3 separate regions of the Homo sapiens genome follow, and all the other regions are linked to region 1. The links are chromatin contacts, found by Hi-C in ENCODE. All regions are on one chromosome and are shown on one strand. The core of a region is the stretch at or near the end of the contact, and the rest is flanking DNA. Distances in the headings are between cores, read along the strand shown. Region 1 has its middle 40 kb from the start of SEMA4F. Region 2 overlaps LOC124906026 (a long non-coding RNA gene). Region 3 overlaps TACR1-AS1 (TACR1 antisense RNA 1).

Evidence for each region. A loop is a pair of places that touch in the nucleus more often than their neighbours do. Pooled maps may share reads with other maps.
Region 2: a loop to region 1 is called in a map of MCF 10A, with 11 times the contacts of the local background. The contact joins two enhancer-like sites. A Hi-C loop is called at or near these places in 14 of 168 maps with a recorded cell type or tissue (B cell, CD14-positive monocyte, CD4-positive, alpha-beta T cell and 10 more), 21 of 37 single-sample maps with no recorded cell type and 22 of 50 pooled maps.
Region 3: a map of MCF 10A shows a loop between it and region 1 (15-fold over the local background). The contact joins two enhancer-like sites. A Hi-C loop is called at or near these places in 4 of 168 maps with a recorded cell type or tissue (HCT116, MCF 10A, PC-3 and 1 more), 2 of 37 single-sample maps with no recorded cell type and 5 of 50 pooled maps.

Annotation. Positions count from the first base shown.
Region 1 is chr2:74,692,563-74,696,219 of GRCh38, forward strand. It overlaps a transcript of SEMA4F not described here. Among named protein-coding and RNA genes, the nearest start is that of SEMA4F, 40 kb to the left of the region's middle. Within about 2 kb of position 1,919, at least 2 of the 41 ENCODE cell types and tissues checked have a DNase peak (open chromatin) inside an H3K27ac peak, as active enhancers do.
Region 2 is chr2:75,618,812-75,622,468 of GRCh38, forward strand. It overlaps LOC124906026 (a long non-coding RNA gene), which reads left to right. Exons shown (of 3, transcript XR_007087115.1): 3 at 1-3,657. Among named protein-coding and RNA genes, the nearest start is that of MRPL19, 26 kb to the right of the region's middle. Within about 2 kb of position 1,665, at least 2 of the 41 ENCODE cell types and tissues checked have a DNase peak (open chromatin) inside an H3K27ac peak, as active enhancers do.
Region 3 is chr2:75,237,463-75,241,119 of GRCh38, forward strand. All of the region lies in intron 2 of TACR1-AS1 (TACR1 antisense RNA 1), which reads left to right. LOC107985900 (a long non-coding RNA gene) reads right to left here. Exons shown (of 2, transcript XR_001739546.2): 2 at 1-400. Among named protein-coding and RNA genes, the nearest start is that of TACR1, 40 kb to the left of the region's middle. Within about 2 kb of position 1,614, at least 4 of the 41 ENCODE cell types and tissues checked have a DNase peak (open chromatin) inside an H3K27ac peak, as active enhancers do.

The sequences.
Region 1 (3,657 bases), core at 669-3,168:
CAAGGAGGAGCCCTCTTCACTCAGGCAAGGTGGGCAGGCTTCAGAGGGCTGGGAGTTCTTTGCAAACAGCTAGGATAGGGCTAGGACTGGGTATGAGTACTGAGGACAGGGGCCATGGTCACCTGGGAAATCAAACCCAGAGTAAGCTTTTTTGGAGCCCACAGATCTGAGGCTTCTGTTCAGAGGGGCAGGGACCAGGCAGAGCAGACCAGCTTGGTTTTTCACAAAGGTGGGAGTGAGTTGGAAAGTGGCCTTAGGTCACAAACACTAGCCACTTTAAGAGAAATGCAGCTCATCTCACTGACCTTGAAATGAGTTTTGCATGTGCACACACGAGTGTGTTTATTTGTGGGTGAAAGAAATTTATCTAAACAATTACATACATATGCTCGTAATAAAGCATTTAGGACATGCTGAAAAGTAAATAAAAATAAGAATCACTTCAAAACCCATAGGCCAGAGATACAATCTGTAAATATATTTTGGTGGATTTCCTTTCAGACTTTTCTCTATGTATATATTCAACATAGGGATATAAATAGATATTTTCAATAAACATAGTATGATACTATTTTGTAAACTGCTTCTTCCATTTGATACTATATCTTGGGTACTTTTCCACAATAAAATGTTATTCTATATCATCATCCTGCATAGGATTCTGTTGCTTGATATTTCTTATTTTAACTAACCTTCCATTGATTAACATCACATCATTTGAAAATAATACATTTGTTTCTTTCTTCTCTTTCTTATTTCAGCATGTTGGCTGGAACTTCCAGAACTGGCCCAGACAGAACTCATTCTTGACTTGAACCTGATTTTATAGCAGTGCCTTTAGTATTTCACCATTGTTTTTCACACTTCCTCTTGGTTTCTAATAGGTTTGTAATACAGAGGGAGTCTTTGCATTACCTCTAACACTAACAGGGTTTTATATTTTTCTTTTAAGAGGATAGGATGGATGTTGAATTATGTCAAATATCTTCATAAGCAGCCAGTAAGATGATGGTATAGTTTTTCTCCTTTAGCCTGTGAATGTCCTAGTGCTGAAGCCACGTTGGTTCCTAAGATCATCCCTGTGTTAGTGGTTTTGCAGATCGGGAAGGTGAAGTTGTTGCCTTGAAAATATTTCAGAAAAGGTAGCATGCTTTATAACCTGTGCTATACCTGCTCTTTTTAACTGTAAATCAAGGAAATTGTCCTCTATCAGTTCATAGGGTGTTTCCTCATTTTTTTTTTATTGCTACAGTGTTCCTTTGTGTGGTTGTGTCATAGTTTGTTTATTCAACCAGTTCCCAGTAGTGATAGATATTTGAGGTGTTTCCAGTCTTCTGCTGCAGTAAGCAACCCCATAAATCCATTATTTTGTAGGTGTGTGGATATACTTTAAAGTAAATTCTCAGAAACGGGACTGCTGTGTTAGAATGAACCAGGAAGCTTTCAGCCTTTTAGAGATAGATTACTAACAGATAAACTCTGATAGACTCAGGTAAACAGAGTTTAGACAACTTGGCTATAATATATTCCTATGTTTGATAAAACATCTGCAGACAAGACAGTTGAGCCTGGAATTGCTGCACGTGTGTGTGCATGTGTGTGTGCGTGCTTCTTTCATACCTTTTATGCTTTCTTCTTGATATTCATGCTTTCTCATAGCGATTCACATCCTTCAGTCTCTCATTTTTTTTAATGCACTTAGATTTTCCAGCACATGATGGAAGCAAGGAAGGTGATGAAATCATTGTTAGACATTGAGCAGCTTGGGGCCAGACACCTTGGCAGGTGCTCTGAGTATATTATTTCGAACTCTCATTTCAACCACACCAAGAGCCCTTTTGAACTCTTTTTACAAAATGAGGAACCCAGAGCTCAGTTTGCTCAAGGTCCCCAGCTAGGAAGTAGTAAATGCAGAGTTTGAAGCCAAGTCTATCTGCTCCACAGCCATATCCTCTTTATTAGCCACACCCATCCAGGATTTTTCCCCCAGCGTTCCTATTCCCAGTCATTCCCAGCTAACAATGAGTTGGGAAAGACTGATGCGTGGTGACATGTCCTAATAGTTAAAAACAATACCATTCAGCTTCTGGCTTATTCTTTTAAATAACAGCTCTGTGTTGCTATCTTCATTTTGATGCCAATCAGGTAAAATTAACAAACACTTGTGGAACATCTTTCAGGTGGAAAGCATGAGGCTAGTTGCTGTAGGGAATACAGAAGTGTAAGTCAAGACTTATGCTGGACAAGCTGAAGCTTAGTCTTGCCAAGCAATATGTACATTGACTGGTTAATGTAGCCTGTTTCTTTTTAGTGCTGAATAATATTCTATTGTCTGGATGTGCTGCAGTTTATTTATCCACTCGCCTCCTAAAGGACATCTTGGTTGCTTCCAGGTTTTGGCAATTATGAATGAAGCTGTTATAAACATACATGTGCAGGTGTTTTTGTGGATATGTTTTCAACTCCTTTTAGTAGATACTGAGGACTGTGATAGCTGGGAGGAGAATTTTTTTTATTATTTGAAATTTTGTTTTTGAACTAAAATGGTTTTTAAGGAATAAAAAGAGGAAAATTGTTGTGCTGGGATCTCTGCGTGTCTCAGCAGGTTATAGCAACACTGTCCACAACAGCATCAGACACTCAGCCAGATGTGAGTCGAGTTGCCTCCCGTGTAGCTGGGAGCAGACTCAATTGCAGAGCTGGTGTCTTATACTCGTAGAGCTCCTCTATCCTCCTTGAACCTTCAGGCTCTGTCTCCATGCTTCTCACACAATGATCTCCTTTGCACAACCTCAGAGCACAACAGTGCTTCTTTTCTGCACAGAGCACTCCCCTGTCTGGACTTTTGTCGTCCTCAGCCTTGCCTTTTTCTCTCCAAATGTAGCAGAGCAGTTGGCTCACCTTGTTTTCCATATCCTCTACCCATGGATTTCTGTTATCCCTACTCCCTCATCCCTACAACCCTCAACAGAAGTAAATCCAAATCAATGAATAAAACAACTGGACTTTGTCATATAGAGGGTAATTCCCCAAGAAACAGGACGCTGTATTAAACTCTTTCAAAAGAGTAAATGAGTTACCTTTTATATGACCAAATTGCTTTCTAAAAGGACTAATCCAAGTTAAAGTGCAAATTTAAAAGCCTCTGAATAAAGCCTAAGAGAGAAGTACATGGCATGGACGATTGACAAATATAATCCAAGAGCAGGAAGTAACCAGATATGAATTGTGAGATGCTGGGAATTCTCCCGAAGTTGGTGTCAAACATACTCATTAAACTTGATACTGTCTGTACAACGAAAGGGCACAGAAGGGAGTGGTAATACAACACAGGGTGCGATCCAGGAAAATACCTTATTTATAGAAGAGCAAGGCTGTAAGGGACTGAGAGCATACAGGGCCACCCTAGTCTCACAGCTGAGCAAATTCAGGGAAGCCAGGGCCCCACCTAAAATCAAATCTGAACCTCTGCCACCTAGTTCAGCACTCTTTGCCCATTTAGAAGGCATTCTGAAGTGATTTTGAAAAAATCTTTATTAATTTCTTTTTTGCAAAGTTAAAATATTCATGATTAAAAATATATATATAAAAGTTTGTATACTGAAAAACATCTCTCCTGCCTCTTTTTTTTTTTTTTTTTTTTTTTTAATTGAGACG
Region 2 (3,657 bases), core at 415-2,914, 930 kb after region 1:
GGACCCACCACATGAGATGAGCTGTGAAATTTTCCACTTGTGGTGTCGTGTCAGTGCTCAAAGAATTTAGGCTTTTGGATTTTCAGATTAGAGATGCTCAGTGTTTATGATAAATAACAATTTCTTCAGTGTTTACTAGCAAAGATAGGAAGCTTCATGAGATATTCCTAATTTACTCTTAATTTATTTTTTACAACTGCATGTTTGGTATTTGACATTATCTTTCTTCTCTTAGCCCATTGGTTGGCAATCTATAGCCCATGAGCCAAACCCAGCCCATCACCTATTTGTACACAGCCCATGTGTATTAACCTCATCTTTTCTATATTCTGAGGCTTTGACATCTGGAGCCTTGGTAACACTGGAGATTGCCTCTCCTAGGATTAGCTAACTCCTAAAGATGAACTCACCCATGAGTGTGATTTTCAAATACAAACCAACCAAATCCAGAGCCCACAACCCCAATCATCTCCTTTATTGAGCTTTCACACTCCAGGCATTTATCCACCTGCCCTAATTACCCCAGGACCAGGTATCAGACAACCAGGCATAGTTTTTATCCCCAGAGCCCACTGTAATTATTCAAACCAGCCAAGCTTAAACCTGCATATCTAGCTTACTCCATTCCTTTCCACAAAAATCACAATAAAGGCTCTAGCAATCTTTCCCTCCCCCTTTGCCTCCTGACCAGCCCCAATGCTTCCAACACACAGGCCCTGTGTGGGCCCCCAAGGTGTGACATGCCTCCTTCTCTTGGGAGCTGCGAGTAACAAGTCACAAACTATGTTTTCTTTCTTCTTTTTTGTTTGTTTGTTTTGAGACAGAGTCTCACTCTGTTGCCCAGGCCAGAGTGCAGTGGTGCGATCTTGGCTCACTGCAACCTCCATCTCCCAGGTTCAAGTGATTCTCTTAGTTCAGCCTCCTGAGTAACTGGGACTACAGGTGTGCACCACCACACCCAGCTACTTTTGTATTTTTAGTAGAAACAGGGTTTCACCATGTTGGCCAGGCTGCTCTGAAACTCCTGACCCCAAATGATCCACCCACCTTGGCCTCCCAAAGGGCTGGGATTACTGGGATGAGCCACTGCGCCTGGTCGACAAACTGTTTTTGAAGGCAATCATCTCTCAATCTGTTGGCCTTCCTGGAGCTCAAATTTTCTATTAATACACTATCTTTTAAAACATCATGAGCTAAGAATGGCTTTTACATTCATACATGCTTGAAACAAATCAAAAGACTGTTTCCTGACACATGAAAATTATGTAAAATTCAAATTTTATTGGAACCCAGCCATTGTCATTCCATTACACATCATCTGTGGCTGCGTTTGTGCTATGATGGTAGAGTTGCAGAGTCGTGACAGGAAACTTATAGTCTATAAAACCTAAAATATTTACTATCTTTACAGAAATAGTTTGCTGACTCCTGCCTTAATGTATAGACATGTTTGCTATTTTATTGGTTTACTTAAGCTATAAACTTGTGTAACCCATTGCTTTCTATGTATAGTATAGATCTGTTTATAATCTGAAAACTTCAGAATCTCTAGGTCTAGGTTTCTTCCTATAGTCTATCCCAAATTACTGAGCCTCCAGTGTTTTATTGATTTTTTAAATGATCCTTAGTAAAAATATTTTACATTGTGACTCAAGACACTCACATAAATAATAGAAACAAATTTCATGAAGCATTACTCATTCTTAATGTGTGAATCACTTTGACAGTTTCCGTTCTCTTCTACTCCAGTTTTTTAAAGTACCAGTCAAAAATCTACCAATTTCACACCCCACTTATGGGTCAATGCACACATGTTAATAAACATCATGAATCTAACAGATTCAAATCTAAACAACACAAAATGTTTCTCTTCTACACTGTCTACCAAGGAAGACGAGTACAGAAACAGCAATAAAGTTTAGATGATATGAGTTTAAAAGAAGTCTTTAGAAGCAAAGAGGGATAGAGCTATTTTTTTTTCATGGCATTGTTGGGTAGTTTCATCAAGAAAGATCTTGAAAGATGGTCAGGAAATCCTGGTAGAGAAGAAAAAATTGGGGGAGGGCACAACTCGCCCCATGTCAGAATGACATGCTCTGTAACAGAAACTCCACAGGTTAAGAACAAGGTCTTAAGAAATTTTTTATTTCTAGTCCCTAGTGTAATGTTTTACACAAAGTAGTTGCTCAGTAATTGTTTGTTATGTGTCCACTGAGTAATTGCTCCAGGACCTATTTGAGCCCAACTCTACCCACCTCTAAATATGTAAATTTGAGTTCTTATATCCTATTTTTTCCCACTACTTTTCACTCCTATTGGGTCATTTTAATTAATGCAACTGACTTTTTTTGAAGGTATACTGTGGTTAATGTTTGAAACCAAGATCCCAAATTTGTTTCTACTGCTCTGGCTGCCATGTTTGATTCTTAAGAAATTCATCAGAAGGGACCCAGCATTCAAACCCACACTGTGTTGCTGGTAGGCTTCCACTGTGAATCTCTTTGTTTGGTCTATCAGCCTCAAGGATCTTCTGTATGTGAGCTTAAGACCTCGAGAGGCCAGGCCAGGGCTGCCTGCTCTACACTTCCTTTTTCTGAATGCACCCGGGCCCACTCGCCTGTCCCTCTTACTACAGAGAAGCCAGGAAGAAACAAATGGATTTCTGCCTCTTTACACTCACATTCCAAAGGTTCTGCTTCTACATGATGCCATGTGAAGTCCAGTGCCCCTCCAAGACTCCCAAGATTCTTCATGGTCCCTTTGGCTCTGAGTCCTAGCTTTTCATGAACTCGTGATATCACTTGTGTTTGTTTCCTGTGATGGGTTGTCTCTTTTCTTTACCCCATTTCCAGGATTCGTCATTCACCCCAACCCAAGCCAATCCACAAGGCTTTTCCCCAGAATTTGGGATAGTGGAGATGTATGTCACCATAAGTCTAGCTGTTCTTTTCGTCCTAAATATTATCTGCTTCTCTGTTTTCTAGGTCAGGCATGTCACTCTCTTCCGGTATGCCTTAAAAATCAATAGCTTGCTTTATTAAGCAGAAAATAGCAGAGTTCGCCTTCCTTGTAGTTCTGGGCCTCTCTGCCTGTACCAAACTCATCCATTCTGGACAAAATAAATTGTTCGTAATGGGTTTCTCCATTTCAGCAGTGTACTAAGGGGGTGATGGAGGATGGGAGTGGTCTGCCCTGGGTGCAATAAGGGAGCGCCTGGGTGTAAATAATTTAAAAGCAATAATAAACTCAACTGAATATTCATCTGCTTTCTATTATCACCATGTGCCAGCAATTCTAACAATCTCAGCAATAAAATACTCCTCCCCACTGGAACCACTCCCACTGTTACCCTTGCCCAGTAGGACCCACTCCCACTGGTACCCTTGCCCACTGTGCTCCACTTTGGTAGGCACTGCTCCAGTTAGGAACACAAAACATGCAGGCACCTTGAAATGTCCATTGTTCTCATCCGCTCTGCCAGGGAGATTTCATTTTTCAAAGATAGAAAACTTCTTCCTTCCTGGAATTCTTTTTTCCATTGGCTTCTATGCCACTGCTCTCTCCTGGTTTTTCTCCACTGCCTCTACCTGTATTTCCTTAGTCTCCTTCCAAAGTTCCCCCTTCTCTGTGATAGACTCCTTCCCTGAACTAGTCAGG
Region 3 (3,657 bases), core at 364-2,863, 540 kb after region 1:
AGAGCCTTGGGCTTGGGACCAGAGAGAGCCAGGGACCACCCAGGCTGGCAGCATGAGCAAGAAGCTGTGGGAAGTGTGGTCCACTTGAGTCTCAGTCTCAACAGATGATTGTAGCAGGGGAGCAAGTCCCTGCCTGAGTGTGCATGAGTGCACCCATTTTCCTTTCTCTCTCCTTGGAGCAGTGCAATGGCTGCAACCATGTCTGTAAATCTCCAGTATCTGGGGTCAAAATGGCACCCAGCTGAGGCTGCTCCAGGCTCAGATGCCTGCGGAATTCTGTGTGGTTTCTGTTTCTGGAGCAATATCTCTGTGCAAACTTTAGGCAGCTCCACATGTGCCCTTGCACTTCCTACTTTTGGAGAGACCTGTAGTGCCAACTGTCACATCCATATCTTGTGTCCTAGATAGTAAAGGAGAAGATCAATTGCCAGTGATGGTCAATTATAAGCTAGTTGAAAAAAGTGATGTGAGGCAATAGGGACACAATTAGACTTTCTGGTTTATAAGAGCATAAACTTGAAACAATGCTTTATCTTTCACTCAGCTCTACCAGAAGTGCCTCATTACACACCCTCATTCTCAGGACCAAATCTATTTTGATTAACTTTTAACTAAGAAAAAGAGCTGTCAACATGAATCCTTAAAATTATTTGTGTCTCTAAAAGACAGCTGAACTGTAGTAAATATTTAATACTAAAAGCACAAAATGGACAAATGTTCAAATTAATAAATTTTTCTTCTGACTCCCATTAAAGAAAATAATAAATCCAGAATTTATGAAGCAAGTTTTGTTTAAGCATCCTTCAAAAATACACTGTAGATGCTTTACTTTATTTTTCTAAATTTTGCATTTTAGAAACTTTTAAAACTATAGAAATAGTGAAAGAATAGTGTAATGAACTCCTACATATTTTTAATTTACACTTATTCATTATTAATATTTTGTCACCATTACTTATTTACCTATGTCATCTATCTACAGATATATATATTTCTGGCCAAATTGTTTGAAAGTTGAGTGCAGACATCAGAACAGTTCATATCTAAATACTTCAACCCATATCTCATAAGAACAAAGCCATTCTTACACATGTGCTATCTTTACTAGGTATTTTTCAAGATTGTTGAAAGGATAGAATGATATAATATGTTTAAAAGTACCTTTCAATAAAGTTTACTTTATTAAACTTTAGGAGCTCAACCACTACAAACATTATTCTGAGCTTTATAGACCCCAGTTTACCTTATCAGCAAACTGTTTTTAAGTCTCACATAATTTTCTTACTGCTTGATGATTTTATTTTTAACTCTGAAAAACCTTGACTTTATTCTGAGTATAGTGTGACAGATATAAACATTGTCATATTTCAAGTAACACATCAATTGTCTCAGCATCTCTTACACAATATTCCTCCCTTTCTTTTGACCCTGAATTATAGCAGTCTCTTGCGCGCACACACACACACACACACACACACACACATACACAAACTCCTCACTTGACATGGTTCTGATATGCATGGATTTTAGTTACCATGGTTTGATTAAATGACACCAGTCTCCTAACAACATAATTAAATTTCAGTTATCATGGTATATCGTGAGTGCTTGTATAAGGTACAAGTTTCAGCCCACAAATGACTACATTAAAAAAAAATGTGCATCATCATCCATGATCAGCAACATTCTTTTAAATTCTGTCTATGACTAGTCACTGTGCAACTGTTATTCAGTCTATGTACACACAGAAAAGTGTGAAGTTTTAGTCCCTCCTTGTCTCACAATGATAAATACGTGATGTTTTACAAAAGATGAATAATAAAAAGAAGAAATTCGCCAGCAAAACTGAAAGCGCAACAAAGAAAGTGATAAACTAGAAGTAGAGGTAGAATTGAACATAAATGGAGTTATAAAAGAAATAAATGACCATAAAAATGTTGACACTGCTGTCATTGGAGAAATTCTAGATAAGTAGCCAGAAGGAACTTAGTAAAAGTCTACTTAATGGTGTAAATAAGGAAAGTGGTTCTGACGAAAAGAATGAAGATGTCCTTGAGGAAGCGCTGCCAGGAATAAACTCAGCATTAAAAGAATTCTCAGAGACATTTTACAGCATTGAAAGTGCAAAGGGTAAAATAATGTAAACGGATCCAAACTTAAGAAGGAATATGACAAGTTGCCAAGATATAGAAGTGAAGCTTGCTTCCTATCATAAGATATACCATGAGAAGAAGGTAAGCAATGTTAAAATGACTCTTGGTGAGTTTTTTTGCAGATAAATGTAGCGCTTTAATTATCAATGTTTCTAAAATTTCAGCGTGCTAAATAAACATTAGTTTTGCCATTTTCCGCATTTTTCTATGCATTTGTAACTAACCACAGGATAATTTTTTAAAAATTTATGAAAGATTATAATTTTCCTATTGATTATTAAAATTGTTATGCATGGTATTGGCTTGCATGGTCATTTTCACAGTTTCTTTTCTGTTTAATTCAGACATCTGTATTTTATTTTAGTGTTGCCAAAAGTATACTGTCTTGAGTATCATAGCTTTTAAAATCTGTTTTATCATGTGTCAGAGCATGCTCTCCACCCTTATTATTCTTACTATTAAAAATTCTTTACTATTCTCTCTCTTTAGGTAAATTTCAAACTAATTTTGTCAAATTCCAGCTCCCATGGAGGTTTGATTAAAATTACGTTAAATACAATACTCATTTGGAAAAATTATTGTGTTTATAATACTGCCTCCTCCCTTCAAGAATATAATTGTCGCTGGGCGTGGTGGCTGACGCCTGTAATCCCAGCACTTTGGGAGTCTGAGGCCAGCAGATCACCTAAGGTCAGGAGTTCGAGACCAGCCTGACTAATATGGTAAAACCCCATCTCTACTAAAAATACAAAAATGAGAGAGGCATGGTGGCGGGCGCCTATAGTCCCAGCCACTCAGGGGGCTGAGACGGGAGAATTGCTGGAACTCAGGAGGCAGAGGTAGCAGTGAGCTGAGATAGTGCCACTGTACTCCAGCCTGGGCAACAGAGCGAGACTCCGTCTCAAAAAAAAAAAAAATTGTTGATCCTTCTCTCACAGCCTCCTGAGTGGTACCCTCCTCCTGCCAGTGCCTGAGCTGATGGTGGGAACAGCATGCCTGTGCCCACTGTTCGAAAAAGCCAGAGCCCCATTCCCACCCTGGACACCTAGGCCTGCATGCTCATGCTCTGCATGGCTGTAGCCCTTGTGGTTGGTGGCACCTTGGAGCTCCTGGGCACGAAGCAGCTCATGCTGCAGAGATTGGCAGTTGTCTTCAGAGGGGACAAAATGGCTCACTAGATGCATCCAGGAAGCACTGCTTCCACTGAGAGAGACCAAAGTATTGCACATACTTTGAGCAGACCTTCAGAGAGAAAACACCAACAGCTATTGGAAAGGTGATACAGACACTGAGGGTGAAGAGGGAAAAAGCTAGGAACCCTGTGCAGGATACATGAATGCTAGGGCTAGTTCATGGCCCTGAATGGATCATGTGGAAGGAGTGAGTAGAGAAACAGAGGGACAGCTTACTTTCACCATGGCCCTCTGTGATCTTAGCTATAGGGGACCCCACATGCCCCATGGATGTTTGAATTGGCAGGGGAATCTTCCCTGAGAGTAGGCAG